3 separate regions of the Homo sapiens genome follow, and regions 1 and 3 are each linked to region 2. Evidence: chromatin loops called from intact Hi-C (ENCODE). Cell type or tissue: Caco-2. All regions are shown on one strand.

Region 1 (4,000 bases), 56 kb after region 2:
AACAAAACAAAACACATCATATCTGTGTTGATTCAGTGAATTTAAAAGGAATTTTTTCACTTACTTCCTGATAACAGAAATAAGCATATGACTTTGCAAATTTACATATTAAAAGCACCCATGACAGTTTATTCACTTCAACTGTTGTTTTTGAAGAACTCAATAAGTGCCTTTTCTTTTCAACCCTTCTTTTTTTTTTTTTTTTTTTTTTTGATAAGCCTCCTTTTAAATACTCAAACCATCTGGGTATTTGTACTCTGAAGGCATCAGAAAGGCATGTAGCTAAAGCATAGAACTGATCAGGTTTCATGGTCAAAACGACACCTCAACATTTATTCTGTATCTTTGAAGGACAATACCCATAGCTCCCATCTGGAGAGTACTCACAGTGTTCATAGCACTGGGTAGAGGGCTTGAATTCCTATCACCTGTGTTTTCAGCTGAAAACAAGTGGGATTCTGACTCACAAGTTGGCTTGTGGGTAAAACCATTGACTACAGTTGGTCCGGGTCTGATGACCACTGTAGCTGTTACAAGTTTGTACTAATGCTTCTCTTTTTGAGACATTTCAAGTACTTTTCTCAGTATTATGAGGTAGATTACATGTACGAATGACTCAACATTTCTGAGGCTGCTTAAGAGTGTTTTCTGGTAAGCCTAGCCACTACATCATAGGTGCATGGTAAATGACAACATGGTTTGTATAGAGGTTAAAAAGGGCCATTCATCTCACTGCCCTCATTGGAAGGCCTAAAATAGTCCAAGATATTTTATTCTGTGGTTTTCACCTATGCCCTTTTCCCTTGTCCCAGGAAGACTTAAGTGGATTTGCTGTAATAACTGTGTTATGCTATGATAGATAGAATCTGTGTTATGATTAAATAGTTGACGTCTGTTTATAAAAAGTAACTTTTACAATTTATAATGGAGGTTATATTACTTAAAGTAGTTTTATTTGAAGAAATAAAAATTCATCACTCAATTTCAATACTAGGGCTTGAGATTACTGTTGTATTTTTAAATTCAAACCATTAGATGAATATAATTATAGGAATATGATAACATTGTAGGAATTTGGGGAAGTTTTAAAAATTACCCATAATTTCATCTAACCATTATGATCATTTGTACATATTTCCTGTCAGTCATTTCCTAAATGCATGCTGCTTATTCCTATAACTGAAACTAATACCAGTATCACTGGATGGTAAGTTCTTTGAGAATGGGGCCCCTTTCTGATGATTCTGTGTATACCCGTAGTTTAACACAGAGCCCAGTAGAGGCAGATGCTAGAAAAATTATTGCAAAAGAATGGATTAATAAGCAGATCTGCTGAGGATCTAAAACTTAATTAAGTACAACCAATGCTGGATTGATTATTTTGTTGATTCACAAGAAGAGGCCAAAGTCCCAACCCTCAGCAAAGATCAGCCATTCTATGACCTCCTCTTCTGCTCAGATCTCTAGGGGCAGCACGGGAGAGGAAGGGGACAGTCAAATGGTGATGTGTTACTCTCCTGCTTTGCTCGAAAACGATAGCAGTAATTTCTCTTACTTCTCCATTCCTTGTCTGCAGATCACCTGGCCCTAGAATGGCCTTATATCTCTGAGATACAGACTGACGCTAATAAATGAGTTGCTGATCCTAAAATAAAAGTGGAAATCAGGTTTGGAGTTTGATGTAAAAGCTGGAGAGGCACAGGTTTGTTGCTCATTTAGATTACAAATGTCATCGAAAATAGAAACCAAAAAGGTTAGGTAATTTCTAAATTAATCACTCTTAGAATAATTACCATGTCACAGCATCTGTGTGCTTTGGTAGAATTTGAATAACACTTTTTTGCTCAGAATAATGTTCTATTCTTGTCACCAAATAATACTTGACGTCTGTGCTCTTGTACTCCCGAACTGCAGGAAGGGTGTTGCCCTGAACAGCTGACACACCCTCAGCAATGAAGCTTAGTTTTGCTGGAACTTTTCAGGTACTAAAAAAAATCCCTTTCTCTACTCCCCATTCATTCACAGGCATGAGACTGGAGCTTTATTATTTTTTCTAAATCTAAATTGACTGAGTCAGGCTTGTAGTAGTCACCACTAAGAACAGACCACAGTAGCATGGAGAATATTACTTGAATCTTCTTTCCATCGGAAACTGGCTGTGAAAAGAGTAGGCCCATTAATCATAATTTGAAAAAGCAAGTTACAAAGGCTTGCTTTGTAACTTGTAAAGCCTCCTTTGATGAAGGCTTTACAAGCTGTCATTGCAGTAAGCAGAACTGAAACACTTTTTTTTTTCGTTGAGCAAACACACCTGGTCATTTTGGACATTTCCATTTTGATAGCTTAATGGGTGGGAGAAGATTCCTGGGCTTAAAAAATAACTTTTCAGCATTTCATGTTTCTAAGACTGAGACTGAATTAAAGGAATGTTAATCTGTCTCCTTTTATACCACAAACCTACAGAATTTACACAGAGTTTTGTCAAAAGTGACATGAACTGGTTGTCACTGTCTGGCAGATAGCTCCTCACTATGACACAAAATTGCCTTTATTTGAAGGCCACACATGACATAAGTAAACAATGGCAGTGTTTTGTATATTTTTTCTGTTACTTTAATGTATTTCAATTTCAATTATGTGGGTATAAAACATGAGTTGTATTTTTAAACTCTGTTACTTGATGATGACTACTCTTTTTCTTTCTGTATTAAAAAGAAACTCTTTTAACTGTGGTCACCATTCAGTGCAATGTATTGTATATTTCAAAATTGCTAAAAGAATAGCTTTCTAACATCCTCACCACAAAAAAATTGGTAAGTTGATGAGGTGATGGATATGTTAATTAGCTTGATTGACTCTTTCTACAATGTATTCATAGATCAAACAATCACATTGTACCCCATAAATATACACAATTTTTGTCAATTAAAAATAAATAAGAAACTATTCTAGCTTAAGAGCCTTATGTATTCTAAAAATGAACAATCAAAATGCAGAGACTGCTATTGGTCCCCTAATATGTGTTCTTTTCTTCCATAGTGATAGAACCCCTGATTTTTTTCTTTTTTTTTGTCGAGACGGAGTCTCGCTCTGTCGCCCAGGCTGGAGTGCAGTGGCGCTATCTCGGTTCACTGCAAGCTCCGCCTCCTGGGTTCACGCCATTCTCCTGCCTCAGCCTCCTGAGTAGCTGGGACTACAGGTGCCCGCCACCAGGCCCAGCTAATTTTTTGTATTTTTAGTAGGGATGGGGTTTCACCATGTTAGCCAGGATGGTCTCGATCTCCTGACCTCGTGATCTGCCCGCCTCGGCCTCCCAAAGTGCTGGGATTACAGGCGTGAGCCACTGTGCCCGGCCGAACCCCTGAGTTTTAAGCTAGGCATGTAGCTGTTCAGAAAAAAAAAAAGCAGCTGTTTTCCAATTTCCCTTGCAAAGTACTAATGGAAGTATATGGCAACTTCTCTGTCCTGTTGCCTCCAATATGGACATGCAAGCAGGAGCTCTGGCTGCCATCTTGGACCATGAAGACAAGGGTAACAGTGCAGATGAGTGGACAGAAATGTAATAAGCTTGTCTACCTCTGCAGCTTTGTATGAAAGATAAACTGTCTTGTTTAAATGACTGTTCTTTTGTGTCTATGTTTCTCAAAATGAAAAATAATCTTAATGTATACAATCACGAATAATGGAAAAGATAGATTTTATCTGACATGAAGAAACCAACATACTGTAGCAGACACCTATTGGCTTATCTGCCAACACTCTTTTTCAGAATTAACTGACTCTGTACTAGTGTCTAGGTGGTTATAGTGGGAGTTTCCAAACTCAAGAACATGACCCCATTTTTGGTTAAAGGATAATCTTGACCCTGGCTGGGCCAGTCAAAATCTTTCCCCAGGTACTTGAAAATAAGACGGAGAAAAAGAGAGCTTAGTTTTTTTGAGCCGTAAGACTGTAATAGTAAATATCTGAGCTATTGGTAGCTGTATTTGCCACCATGTTG
Region 2 (4,000 bases):
TAAGTCACCTGACTTTTGTTCCACTCTCACCCTTAAAATTTCCCTCTAGCTCAGATACCCAACCTAAGATACTTCTTGGAGTCAAGTCATAGAGCTATCCTACCACTATCTTGGGATCCTTGACCACAATACTTACATCTCTATGCTGACAGAATCCAGTCTCCTTCCCAACCTCAAACCATAATTCCTATAAAGCTCTCCTATCATCCCCACTCCTAAGATGTTCTTACATTGAGAACTTATAACAGCATGCCTTAAGCCATAGCCTGGGTCTCAATTCTTTGTTTATTGGATATTTTGCTTGCACTCACCAGTTTTATCTGGATATAAGAATTTCAAAGACTATACGAAGACGGTTTAAAAAGTCCCTTCATATGGAGGGAGAAAAGGTGTTGAAAAGCCCACGAGTATGTATTTTTAAAGAAAACAACTTGGCTAATCAGATTATCATCACTATGATATATACCTACATTTTAGTTTCTCACTGACCAGACTTAATATTTAGGAAATTTGTGAGAAGTGATTTTTTTTCTCTTAGAAGACTAGACATCCAAGAAAGCCCCATCATTCAGAAGTAGTTTTACTGATTGATAAGAATAAAACAGAATTCAGTGAAAAACTTGTTTTGTTCATAAAAGTTGTAGGATTGATATAAAATAAGAAACTAAGCCCTTTCATAAATTCAGGTTCAGCTTGAAGTTTTGTTTATTCAATTTCTAAATTTAATTCTTCTATTACAATCATATATTACCACTTGTGACATTATTTTACTATCTTGAGCAATTTGTTGCTATTTATTTCTCAACCATAACTATTTACCCTCATCTTTTACTCTCCATTTCCAAATTCCTATAGATTATTCAACTGGAGTATCAGCCTGGGCTAGGGGTTGCAGACCATTGTTAGTTGATACTTAATAATAAAATCAGAACATGTCAAATTACTCTGAAGACAGGTCCCCATGTACAGCTTTGAGAGGTAACAAAGGGCCAGATTAGTGACTGTGTGTAATGTTAAGATTTGGGAATGGTGTTTAGCTGGCAGTCATTATTGCATCTCACCTTTCCCCTTGGAAAAGTGTCTGCTATGTTGCAATCACTGAGCAAATGCCAAATGCCTTCTGGGAAAGTCTGATACTGCCAAGAATTCCCTCACCCCCAAGCTGTCTTCCATTGTGTGGGAAAGTTTTAGAATTTCTAGTCTCTAGCATGCTACACCTAAATCCTGGCCAACCAACCCTAACAAATGTGTAATTCAAGCAGTCCCTTAGATTGCTTGGGTAACCAAAAATGTCCAGGGAACAGAAGAGAATGACAGCATAGATACATATGCTTATGTATGACTTTTGACACAACAGAGAGAAAAAATTGCCATTAGAATGCTACTAATGTTGGAATCAATGGTCATATTATGTCTTGATAAATAAGCATAAAAAGGAACCATAGAAACCTTGTTCTATAGGTATAGAGCAGTGAAACTGATACAAAATAAGAAAATAAGCCCTTTTGTAATTTGAGATTCAGTTAAAACATTTGTTTATTCAATTGCTAGATTTCATTGTTCAATTAGAACCATGAATATGTAACGTTTATGAGATAATTTTGCTATCCTAAAAAAGTTGTTGCTATTCACTACTCAACAATAGCTATTTACCCTCATCTTTTACTCTCCATTTCCAAATTCCAACAGATTATTCAGCTAGAGGATTAGACTGGGCTAGTAGTTGAAGATAAATAGGTGATAATTGACACAAGGAAATGGAATACATAATATAAATATTTGATGTTTTAGTAGATTATGAAATGAGTTAGGTGTTAAGATTTATAAATATCACGGCTTTACTGATAACATGGTGAACTATGGACTTGGCTATTGATACGGTTGGCTATCCGTGAATAAAAGGCAAACATTTGTACATGGAAACACAGGCAAACTGGTTGGCTTAGCATAAAACTGCAAATCTATCTTTACAAGTGGAACAGAAAAAAATGGAGTTCAATCATATAGTAAGAAAAAAAGAAAAAGAGCCAGGCATGGTGGCTCACGCCTGTAATCCCAGCACTTTGGGAGGCCAAGGTAGGAGGATTGTTTGAGCCTAGGAGTTCCAGATCAGCCTGGGCAATGTGGTGAGACTCTGCCTCTAAAAAAAAAGAAAAACAATTAACTGGGTGTGGTGGCACATGCCTGTAGTCCTAGCTAGTTGGGAGGCTGAGGTGAGGGGATTGCTGGAGCCTGGGAGGTCAAGGCTACAGTAAGCCATGATCATGCCACTGCACTCCCACTTGGGCAGCAGAGGGAAACTGTCTCAAAACAAAACAGAACAAAAAGGAAAAGAAAGAAAAAAAGGCTATCTCGCAGTTCTATGTGGTAAAAATCCCAATTACCTTGAGATCTTTATCCAGCAATCAAAATAGGACTCACTAACCCAGAAGTCAAAGTAAAACCTCTGAGCTGCTTTAAAAAAAAAAAAAAAGAAAAGGTTTAAAAAGCTATATACTGAAGCTCAGAAACTTGATTAATAGAAAAATTTATTATGTTTTAAACTCATTGAAAGAAACCTGATTATTTCATTCCTCGGGCCATAGAAGATTAGAAACAACAAAAATTTTCCATTCATTACAGATTCTAACATCTATTGTGTGTTAACTATGTGTGAGGGATAATTCCACAAGCAACTGATTTTATCCTCTGAGGTAAGTATTATGACTCCCCTCATTTTACAAATGAGAAAACTGAGGTGGAGAGAGGTTGATTAATTTAGCCAAGATCACACAGTAGAAAGTAGTAGCGTCAGGATTCAAACACAAGTTTTCTACTGGTGTCCACACTTTCAGGTACTACTGGCAAACAGCAGGGTCTATGGACACAGCAACGAACAGAGCATCAGAGGTTCCTGTTTTCACGGTTGAGAAGCAACAGGGAACAGTAAGAGAACCATGGCCGGGTGCGGTGGCTCACGCCTGTAATCACAGCACTTTGGGAGGCCAAGGCAGGTGGATCAAGAGGTCAGGAGTTCGAGACCAGCCTGGCCAGCATGGTGATGCCTGTAGTCCCAGCTACTCAGGAGGCTGAGGCAGGAGAATTGCTTGAACCTGTTAGGCAGTGAGCCGAGATCGCACCACTGCATTCCAGCCTGGGCGACAGAGTGAGACACCGACTCAAAAAAAAAAAAAAAAAAAAAGACAGAGAGAGCCGTGAACTGGCAGGAGCAAGAACTGTGAAGAGCAGAACAACAGGGATGGGAGCTGAAGACTGGGGAGCACTGGACTCTTTACAGTTATTACCTCATTTACTCTTTACAACCATTCTGCAAGTTACCATCATCATTGTTTAGATGAAGAAATTAAGGCTTTAAAAAGTCAAATACATTTCCCCAAATTGCACAATTAGTAAACAGTGGACCTGGAGTTTGAATCCAGGTCTGTCTGACACCAAAGCTTAATTTTTCTCACTATACCTCACTGCTGTAACAAAAAACTACAAACACAGGCGCTTAAAAAACATTTCAGTCTGGGCCACTCTGTGTAGAAGGAAACAGTACTGAACATACTATGCTAGTCATTGAGGGCTTTGTTGAATGCATAAATGGTTGAATATAAAAATGGCACTATAATGAATGTGTAAAATTAAGACTCTAATAATTGAGAAACAACTGCATTCTGTTGGTTAGTCTCCGTTTAAGAAAACAGGGTAATGTATGGTATATTTTTAAAGTCTAAAAATAGATATGGTTAAAATAAAACTAATCTGTGGATTTAAAGGAATGAGTTTCAAGTACTTAGAAAATTCTTCTATGTGGAATATCTATTTTCTAATGATACCAGATAAAGTTTTCAATACAGAGAAACAGTAGAAATAGACATATTAAATAAAGGTTTATGCTATTTTGTGTTAACCTTTATTTAATACAATAAATAAAGGGTCCAATAAAAATAAAGGCCAAATAACCTTTATTTAATAAAATAAATAAGGGCCCAATAAAAAATAGTCCCTCCTTGTT
Region 3 (4,000 bases), 70 kb after region 2:
CATAAATAGTAAGTTGCAGAGCCTGGAATCAAACCCAGTTCCTTCTGGCTCTAAAGTCTATTCTCTTTTGGCTACTGATATGGTGTAGGATCTGTGTCTCCACCCAGATCTCATGTTGAATTGTAATCCCTAATGTTGGACGTGGAGCCTCGTGGGAGGTGGTTGGATCATGGAGGTGGATTTCTCATGAATGGTTTAGCACCATCTCCTTCGTGCTATTCTCCTGATAGAGTTCTCATGAGGTCTGGGTGTTTAAAAGTGTGTAGCACCTCCCTCTCGCCTTCCTCTTGCTCTGGTTATGTAAGATGTTGCTCCCCCTTTGCCTTCCACTAGGATTGTAAACTTTCCAAGGCCTCCTCAGGAGCAGATGCCACTATGGACAGCTTGCGGAACCATGAGCCAATTAAACCTCCTTTCTTATAAATTACCCAGTCTCAGGTATTTCTTTACAGCAATGCAAGAATGGACTAATATAGCAACCAGATACTCAATTTAGCAATTCTGAATACTGAGTCCATTATAGAAAAAAAAGAAAAGGTTGGGGGACATAGGTCATCCTTTTGTCAATATGTTCGTTGTTTTTGGGATTGTGATGAAGTCAAGCATTTTGTTTTTTAAAAATAAATAAAAAGGAAATACAGTTTGGCTTGACTAGTTCTGGTGAACTCTTACTGGTTCTTAGGAGTCACCTTTCTAAAGTGCTCACTAGCTGCTTGCTTAACTATTCAATCTAGAACTTTGCTGGGGATTGATGGCAAATGTGTCTGTCTATAATTGCTAGAATCCAAGTTTATGGGGATATTTGTTTATGTCCTTTGTCTGATCCTCGTCCTATTTCCCATAAGATCCCGTGGGCTGCTCGCAGTGGTTCTACCCTCATATCTGCATGTTTGTTCAGTTCTCCATTATGGAAGTGGGGTGGGGGAGGGGTTTGCCTTCATTTAAGGTAAGCTAAATGCTTTCACAATATATTCCTGTTTATTCTTTGGTTTCCTCCCAATGTTATTTCTTCCATTTCCAATTTGTAGGTAAAAAGCATTAAGCCTCTCTCTTAATGGAGGGATTAATGGAATAGAGGCACTCAATAAAGCTCCAGTAATTTCTGTTAAGTGGATTCTAAAGTAAACACTTTTATGGCCCCAACAACAACAAAAGACAGTGAATCCACTTACTCAAAAGCCCACCTAGTATTATATATAAGTCAGTGAAATGCATTTGGGAACTATCTACTCTTTCAGATGATCTGTGCTGGGAAATCTCTCCATTAATAAAAATAATAGCCAAACTTGAGTGCTAATAAATAGGGTTAATACTTAGTGTCTCAACTAGACCTAAGAGTATATCCATTTTAAAAGTTTTGTTTTTTTTTTTTTAAGTTTCTAGCCCATGACAGACTGACGTATCTAAAAATCATAGATTAGGTAAAGAATGTGTGCAAATTAAAATCCATGCACAGAAACCTATGTGAGAAGAAGGAGCGTTGTCATCGCAGACGTTTAACTGGGTAAGAGTTATGAAGTAAGCACTTAAAATCCAGCTAAAAGCCTACTCTCGGTTGTTTTCATGCTCCCCAGTGCTAGAAAGAGAGCCTGTCTGCGAAACACCAGTAATTGCACGTTGTCTGTGTGAAAGGACATTGAAAGACTCGATAAATTACAAGGAGGGAGGGAGCTAGCTCTCATTGCAAACTTGACCTAGCCTAGATTAGCAACCCGGGATTTGACTTTCCATGTGACCCTTCCTCTTTGTAGTCTTCAAAAGCAAGCCCGTACAAAGCCCGGCTCCTTCCTTCCTTCTAACTCCCTATCAGGAAGCTCCTTCGCCCCTCAAATCCCTTCAGGGGCTTTGAAATCCTGGGCTCCCGAGCCCAAGCTGGGCATGAATATTCATCGGGGGCGTGGCCCCGCCAGCGCGCAGGGCTCCAAGCAGCTGCGACTAGCGGAAAGCGCGCGCCAGCTGCACGCAGGGAAACAGTTCTCATTTTGTGTGCTCGGCTGACTGCACGTCCAGCCTCGGGCCAGCTCGAGACGGCCACATTGTGAGTCTGTGGGAGGGGTTCTACCGAGACGAATGGACTTTTCTGAGGCAGGGCCCAGGAGCTGTAATTCGAGGGGCCTCAGATCTCCCTGCCACCCACCTGCCAGGGCAAGTGAAATTCCACTGAGAAAAAATCAGGCGTATCTATTCTCTTCCAGGAGTTTGTCTCCCTTTTAAGAAACAAATGTCCCTTGTGTGAATGATTGGAGGCTTTTTATCCTCTGGTGGCGCCTCCTTCTTTGCAATTATCTACAATGGAGACTGTTTCTTCTCCCTTCTTAGTGATTACAACTGCTACTTGCATTCTTTTTTTACTTTCAAGATCATGAAGGCATGTTGTCTCTATCTTTCCTCTCCTTCATCCTTTACTTAGTAGTACCGATAGCACTTTTAACTTACGTCTAGTTAAAAGCCAGACATCCTGGATTCAGATTCTAGCTTGACCACTTATAAGCGCCATGAATGTGGCAAGTTAGCCTTTTTTGCATCTGTTTCTTTATCTGCATAAAGCAATAACAATACCACCTACCTCATGGTTTTTTTCCTGAGAATAAATAATTATATACAGTCATGCATTGCTTAAGATCAGAGAAATGTGTCACTGGGCGATCATGAGTTTGTGTGAACATCATAGTGTGTACTTACACAGACTCAGATGGTGTAGCCTTCTACACACCTTGGATATATGGTATAGCCTATTCCTGCTAGGCTACAAACTCGTGCAGCATGTTATGGTACTGAATACTGCAGGCAATTGTAGCACACTGGTAAGTATTTATGTATCTAAACACATCTAAACATAGAAAAAGTACACAGTAAAAATACAGTATTATACTCTTATGGGACCACAATAGTATATTGACTGAAATATTGTTATACAGCACATGACCTTATAAAACATGTTTGAATAGCGCTTGGCATATAGTAACCATTTAGTACATACTAGTTATTAATGTTATTATTTTGATTGGATAGGCCTGGTTGAAGATGGCTGAGCGTAAAACAGAATGCAAGTCAGCTGGAGCACGTACTACTGGAGGCAGAGCCCCATGAGAAGGGGCCAAGAACCCGCACCCATCAAAATCAAGAAGAAAGGCTGAACCCGGAGAGAAAAGGGAGGTGAGCCTGCGGAGGGAGATGGGATGCAGCGGAGGGAATTGGGGTGCAGCGGAGGGAATTGGGGTGCAGCGGAGGGAATTGGGGTGCAGCGGAGGGAATTGGGATGCAGCTGAGAGGGGAGCGCCAGTGGGGAGGTTTTGGGAGCCAAGCCATTAGAGGAAGGATCACACAATGTCCAGAGGTAATGAACACAGAACTTTTTAGTTTGTTTTTAGGTCAGAGTCTCATATCCTGGTCTGCACTCGATGGATTCTTAAAGCAATTGGAACCTCAGGCTGGTCCTGGAGCAAGAGCTGGTCCTTTACTTGGGGCTCTCAGGTTGAGAAGTTTGAGCTCTAGGATTCTCCACTGACCACCTCTCCCTGTCTTTGCTCACTTCCCATCTTTAAACTCCCATTGAACTGGCATGCTATTCTTAGCATGGCACTCAGGCTCTTGACTCCACCCAGTCCTTCTAGTTATATTGGCCATGGTACCTACGTTCTTGTGTCTCCTAGCACTGTCTACCTACCCTCTCTCCACAACACATATTACACCCCCAATCCAACCCATAATTCCCATTGGTTTCCAGGTATGCCAGTCTTCTTACGGTTTCCTAAACATGTCATAGTAGGGAAAATGCTACATGTTCACTACCTCATTTCACCTTCCTAGGCAGATGAGAAGACATCTCCCAGTTTCTTTTTGCAGCTAGGTTGGGACACTGACCAAATTTTTGACAACAAAAAAGTGAGTGGAGGGATATGGCATTCTGGTTCAGGAAGACTAAGAGGGGGTCTGAGTTCTTCATGCTTATTCTCTTTTGTCCATATGCTAGGATGTGCAAAACTCTAACTCAGTGGGT

The links. A loop is a pair of places that touch in the nucleus more often than their neighbours do. Peaks named below come from ENCODE experiments on the same cell type or tissue, not always from the same donor. Only the 100,000 strongest peaks of a DNase experiment are listed, where the experiment ranks them.
Region 1: it touches region 2 in a loop (6-fold over the local background); 50 of 110 quality-filtered maps call a loop at or near these places.
Region 3: it touches region 2 in a loop (2.7-fold over the local background); 37 of 110 quality-filtered maps call a loop at or near these places.

The regions. Positions count from the first base shown.
Region 1 is chr2:64,212,553-64,216,552 of GRCh38, forward strand. No RefSeq gene overlaps it. Among named protein-coding and RNA genes, the nearest start is that of LINC00309, 9.1 kb to the left of the region's middle. In Caco-2, no CTCF peak of the experiment used is centred here; no DNase peak of the experiment used is centred here.
Region 2 is chr2:64,156,869-64,160,868 of GRCh38, forward strand. No RefSeq gene overlaps it. Among named protein-coding and RNA genes, the nearest start is that of PELI1, 14 kb to the left of the region's middle. In Caco-2, no CTCF peak of the experiment used is centred here; a DNase peak (open chromatin) is centred at 2,073.
Region 3 is chr2:64,226,485-64,230,484 of GRCh38, forward strand. It overlaps LOC100507006 (a long non-coding RNA gene), which reads left to right and starts at 1,917. Exons shown (of 5, transcript NR_120420.1): 1 at 1,917-2,038; 2 at 3,013-3,156. RefSeq lists enhancers at 1,073-1,782, 1,600-1,649, 1,783-2,491, 2,140-2,189. In Caco-2, no CTCF peak of the experiment used is centred here; a DNase peak (open chromatin) is centred at 1,897; H3K4me3 peaks cover 1,058 bases.